Linked DNA regions of Homo sapiens: region 2 is linked to region 1. Evidence: read pairs that join two places in POLR2A ChIA-PET (ENCODE). Cell type or tissue: MCF 10A. All regions are shown on one strand. Links, peaks and the distances in the headings refer to the core of each region. The heading gives the core; the rest is flanking DNA. Region 1 overlaps FNBP1 (formin binding protein 1). Region 2 overlaps FNBP1 (formin binding protein 1).

Evidence for each region. Peaks named below come from ENCODE experiments on the same cell type or tissue, not always from the same donor. Only the 100,000 strongest peaks of a DNase experiment are listed, where the experiment ranks them.
Region 2: POLR2A ChIA-PET joins it to region 1 with 6 read pairs; 4 of 35 experiments call an interaction of 5 or more read pairs at or near these places.

Annotation. Positions count from the first base shown.
Region 1 is chr9:129,909,172-129,912,087 of GRCh38, forward strand. All of the region lies in intron 11 of FNBP1 (formin binding protein 1), which reads right to left. Among named protein-coding and RNA genes, the nearest start is that of MIR6855, 41 kb to the left of the region's middle. RefSeq lists a silencer at 1,379-1,673. In MCF 10A, for the core only: no CTCF peak of the experiment used is centred there; a DNase peak (open chromatin) is centred at 1,580.
Region 2 is chr9:130,023,339-130,026,254 of GRCh38, forward strand. The region is part of intron 1 of FNBP1 (formin binding protein 1); the gene reads right to left. Among named protein-coding and RNA genes, the nearest start is that of FNBP1, 18 kb to the right of the region's middle. RefSeq lists a silencer at 683-833. In MCF 10A, for the core only: no CTCF peak of the experiment used is centred there; a DNase peak (open chromatin) is centred at 1,454.

The sequences.
Region 1 (2,916 bases), core at 194-2,693:
ACTGCATAAGTCCCATAAACCATTCCCAGTTCCATGGATGCTGGCCAGAATGCCCCAGAAAAAGCAGTGAGCAACGCTACAGTAAAGGAGAGTAAGAGATACTTCTGACTCTAGGGAGAATCCATGAAAAACACATTTTGAGACAGTCTTCTTCCTTTTCCTACCAAGTGTTACCATCAATGTCAGTGGCAACACTGAAGTGTTAATGAAATTTATGTTTCCTTAATACAAACCCCATCAACCACTGCACGCCTAGCTGCTGCCTTTTCCCTAGCGTGAGTATTCCTGCCAGTCTCTTCACACAGGCTGAGGCCAAAAGTCTCCACCCCTGTAAAGTGACAGATGGGACATCACATTCCTCAGAGAATGTGGGTGAAAAAGAACATTAAAAAAAAAAAATCTCTTCTCCTTACCCCATGCACACCTCCCTCTGCTGCCTCTAAAAGTCTAGTTACTTTTTTTTTTTCCTTGAGACAGAGTCTCACTCTGTTGCCCAGGCTGGAGTGCAGTGGTGCGATCTCAGCTCACTGCAACCTCTGCCACCCAGGTTCAAGCGATTCTCCTGCCTCAGCCTCCTAAGTAGCTGGGACTACAGGCATGTGCCACCACGCCCGGCTAATTTTCCACAGTCTCTAACTCTTGACTTCAGGTGATCTGCTCACCTTGGCCTCCCAAAGTGCTGGGATTACAGGCATGAGCCGCCGCGCCCAGCCTAGTGACTTCTTTTAGGCCTTTAGGAAGCCTCTCAGAGTTCAGAGAGAATGCCCTCCCTGACCTCAAAATCAGTTTTCCACAGTGTACGAAACTCATCTCCGCGGTTTTTAATCTGTCAGAAGAACTGCATTTTGATATCTTGATTCCCTTTTCAGAAGCAGCTGCTCTCTTTACACTGTGCATGAGCTTTAAGGAGAAAGTATCAACAGTTTCAGGCTTTGACATATGCTTACTTGTTAGAAAGCTCTGGCTAAATTGTGATGTCAAGTGCTTTTACTTAAGTGAGGCTATGTTCATAAAGAGAGAGAAATTTCGTGCTGGGCACGGTGGCTCATGCCTGTAATTCCAGCACTTTGGGAGGCCGAGGTGGGTGGATCATAAGGTCAGGAGTTTGAGACCAGCCTGGCCAACAATGTGAAACACCGTCTCTGCTAAAAATATAAAAAACTAGCTGGGCGTGGTGGCGAGCGCCTATAATCCCAGCTACTTGGGAGGCTGAGGCAGGAGAATTGCTTGAACCCGGGAAGCGGAGGTTGTAGTGAGCCGAGATCGTGCCGCTGTACTCCAGCCTGGGCGACAATGCGAGACTCCATCTCAAAAAAACAAAAAAAAAAAAAAAAGAGAGAGAGAAATTTCTTCAAATAACCAGGGATAAGCCAGGGCATTTAGAAAAGAGATTTTACTTTAAACCCTCAATTCTTTTGAAACAAGGGCAAGGCAGGCTTGGGGCAGGGTAGAAAGAGGAGACCCAGTTAATGTAATTCCAGAAGCAAGTTGCATTTGCCAAGCAGCTTACATGTGGGCTTATGACTGGGTTCCTAGGCTGATTATGATAAAATGCCAGGGTGATGTGCTGGGAAGTGTGTGATTCAGCAAATAGTTGACCACAAAAGGCCACGCAAAGACCTTTCAGCTAATGTTCTCAAAGACACACCCATCAGACACACTGACTGACTCTCTAATGTGTGTGTGTGTGTGTGTATGTGTGTGAGATAAGAGTTGAGTGAAACCAGAATGGAAGTGACTATTCCTAATAGCAAACCAAAGAAGTTTGACTCTAAATCTAAGATGAAGCAAAACTAACCTTTAATATAAAAATAAAGACTTGTTTTCCGTATACTATGGTGCTACAATATTTATTTGAAAACTGGATTATTCTGGATTATGGATTTCACCACGTTGGTCAGGCTGGTCTCGAACTCCCGACCTCAGGCGATCTGCCCACCTCGGCCTCCCAACGTCCTGGGATTACAGGAATGAGCCACCATGCGCGGCCTCTTGCTACAGTCTTTTGTTAAAATATCAGAGCACTTTCGACCTCAGAAAACAGAATCTCTCTATCTGACCTCCACGTGCCCTTCTTTCACCTGCCCAAGGCAGGATTCTGATTGTGGCCATATGATCCTCATTCAAGAGGCTTCATGAGGATCGTGCCCCATACCCTGAAGGAAGGAAGGCTGCACAGGGAGGCCAAGAAGAATCTGCACAGACAGGCCCTGCTGGGTGTCACTACCTGATCTATTAGGATGCGATCAGGCAGTTTCTGACCAATCTCATTTCCACATGGTTGTCCATGCTTCAATCATGTCTATCTGATGAAGTCTCATAAAAGGCCCAAGAGGACAGGGTTTTTGGGGAGATTCTTAGAGAGTGGCTGCCCGGGGAGGGCATGGATGCTCTGTGCCCCCTCCCCCACACCTTGCCCTAAGCATCTCTTCATCTGTATTTTTAATAATATCCTTTGTAATAAACCAGTAAATGTGGTGGCCAGGCGCAGTGGCTCACGCCTGTAATCCCAGCACTTTGGGAGGCTGAGGCAGGCAGATCAAAAGGTCAGGAGCTCGAAACCAGCCTGACCAACATAGAGAAACTCTGTCTCGACTAAAGACACAAAAAATTAGCCGAGTGTGGTAGCACCCGCCTGTAGTTCCAGCTACTTGAGAGGCTGAGGCAGGAGAATTGCTTGAACCTGGGAGGCGGAGGTTGTGGTGAGCCAAGATCACGCCATTACACTCCAGCCTGGGCGACGGGCGAGATTCTGTCTCAAAAAAAAAAAAAAAAACCCAAAAACAAACCAGTAAATATAAGTGTTTCCCTGAGTTCTGTGAGCTGCTCCTGCAAATTAATTGAACCCAAAGAGAGGGTCAGGGGAACCCCAACTTGAAGCTAGTCCATCAGAAGTCCTGGAAGCCTGGACTTGCG
Region 2 (2,916 bases), core at 296-2,795, 110 kb after region 1:
TGTATTCAATCTTGGCTGAACCCTCAGAGCTCACTGGCGTGTGTAACTGACTTTAGAGAGAGCCAGGAGGTCGGGATTGCACACAATAGGGTTAGCTGAAGGTGAAGCACCTAGGGCTAGAGACTTCCCCGGCCAAGGGCAAGGCAGAGCTGGGATAAAGGAGTTCAAAGCCCTGAGGTGGAAGAAGGCTGGTGCATATAAAGAAGGAGAAGGCAGCCTGGCCGGAGGAGACTGTGTTGCAAGAGGGACCAGCAACATAAAAGGATTGTCTAAATTTAGCTTTACTTGGAGTTGGGAAGTCCTTGTTGGGTTTCTGCTCAGATCTGAGCCCCACTCACTCCATGTTAGGTGATCTGGGTTCCTAAGTGTTCTCCCAACAGTACCCTCTCGGTGATGCCTACAGGATCCCATGGAAACGTCATCCTTTTATCGTGAGCATTTGGCATCTTACTCAGTTTCCCTGGACTCAATCTTCCATCCACGTGAGTGTATCCTACATTTCCCTCTAGTCTTTTTTCCTTTCCTTTCTTTACTTTTGCCCCATGTCCCTAGGACTGGCCCACAATTCAGACTGGTTACCAAGTACCTAGTGTATAAAATAGTACCCTTTACTCTCCCTGTGAGCTGCCTTGCCTGATCTCGGCCACATCTGAAGAATCAACATACATATAACCTTTAGGTTGGCTTACATTTGCCGTCATTTAACCCCCAGGTCCCTCACCCCAAGCTTGTGAGCTGGGTGGGGTCCATACTACAAGCAAATATTATCTAAATAAACAGAACTTGGCCAGGCTCAGTGGCTCATGCCTGTAAGTAATCCCAACACTTTGGGAGGCTGAGGCAGGAGGATCACTTGAGGCCAGGAGTTCAAGGCTAGCCTGGGCAACATAGTGAGATCCTATCTCTACCCCCCCCAAAAAAACAGGAAATAATAATAAATAAGAAATTTACAAAATTAAAAAATTAGCTGGGCGTGGTAGTGTGCACCTGAGTCTTAGCTACTGGGGAGGCTGAAGTGGGAGGATGGCTTGAGGCCAGGAGGTTGAGGCTGCAGTGAGCTCTGACAGTGCCTGGGTGACAGAGCAAGACCCTGCCTGTCTCAGACTATTGCACATTGGTGACACGTAATTGAACACTGCTAATGGAGAGTATCTGTTGCCCACTCATGCAACTAACATTTTACATTTTCAATTTTTCTCTAACAATCCAATGCCAATTTCTAGATCTGCTTGAAGTTATCAGAAAGTCTTTATCCCACCCAACTACTTCCAACTTCTCTCTAGGGTTTTCTTCCATCTCTAATGACTGTTCATTCCGCTTTCTCAATTACTGGCATTTCATAATCCAAGGAAAGTGAGAAAGTGAAGGAAGAAGCCATCGTATCATCCTGTTTTTCATTTCCATCAGGTGGTTGAATCTTTTTGGCAAATAAAGCACTTGACTGCCTAAAATTTTTCTGCAATGACATTGTTTATCTACCTTACTCACTTGCTGATCTGCCAAACTGACAAAATAAACAATAAACCTTAGCCAAAAGGTTTCTGTTCAGCAAACTACTCCCTGATGCCAGGCGGCTCACGCTTGTAATCCCAGCACTTTGGGAGGCCGAGGTGGGTGAATCACCTGAGGTCAGGAGTTTGAGACCAGCCTGGCCAACATAGTGAAACCCTGTCTCTACTAAAAATACAAAAATTAGCCGGGCGTGGTGGTGCACACCTGTAATCCCAGCTACTCAGGAGACTGAGGCAGGAGAATTGCTTGAACCCAGAAGGTGGAGGTTGCAGTGAGTGGAGATCGCGCCACTGCACTCCAGCCTGGGTGACAGAACGAGACTCTATCTCAAAAAAAAAAATAGTCCCTGACATTTTTGCCTATGGAGTCACACCCAAGACATTCAATCTATGTACCGAGTGCCTCACAACTTAAGGAATGTGCCTGATGATTCTAGGTGTGTGTCACTTTTTGAATTGTTGAACCCTTTACAAACCTCCTGTTAACATTAGCATTTATTTGAGCTACAGTGTGGGACTCAACATAAAATTTCTAAGTAAAGTTTCTAACTTTAGAAATCGTCTATTGTAATTGGCATTGCCATGTTATCTGCTCATTATGAATCAGTACTCCTAGGATCACTATTTCAGTGTCAGTTGATCCTGGAACTCAGATTACCTTGAAACACTTGAGTTGAAGGGACTCGAGGTCACACAGTCTAGTTTATACCAAATTCATTGATCACGTCCACAATACCCCTAATAAAAAAGTGATCATTCAGTCTCGACATGGAATTCAAGATATCAATGGAAGGCCGGGCGCAGTGGCTCACGCCTATAATCCCAGCACTTTGGGAGGCCTAGGCGGGTGGATCACCTGAGGTCAGGAGTTCCAGACCAGCCTGGCCAACACGGTGAAACCCTGTCTCTACTAAAAATACAAAAATTAGCCGGGCGTGGTGGCACATGCCTGTAATCCCAGCTACTTGGGAGGCTGAGGCAGAAGAACTGCTTGAACCCAGGAGGTGGAGGTTGCAGTGAGCCAAGACCGTGCCACTGCACTCCAGCCTGGGTGACAGAGACAGACTCTATCTCAAAAAAAGAAAAAAAAGATATCAATGAAATATCATGACAACCAGCAACATGTGGAGGTGGATAATGATAGCCAACACTAGTAGAGTTTATTTCGCATATAATCTTATGGAGTAGGCACTATCATTATCTCCATTTTACAGATGAAGGAACTGAGGCTAAATGACTTGTCCAAAATCAATCAGTTAGTTAATGTCAGGATATGAACCAAGCAGTCTAGCTCCAGATCCACACTCTTGAACAATATGACACACTGACTAAATTGTAGAAATCTTTTAAGAATGAGAAAATTGGCCAGGCACGGTGGCTCATACCTGTAATCCCAGAACTTTGG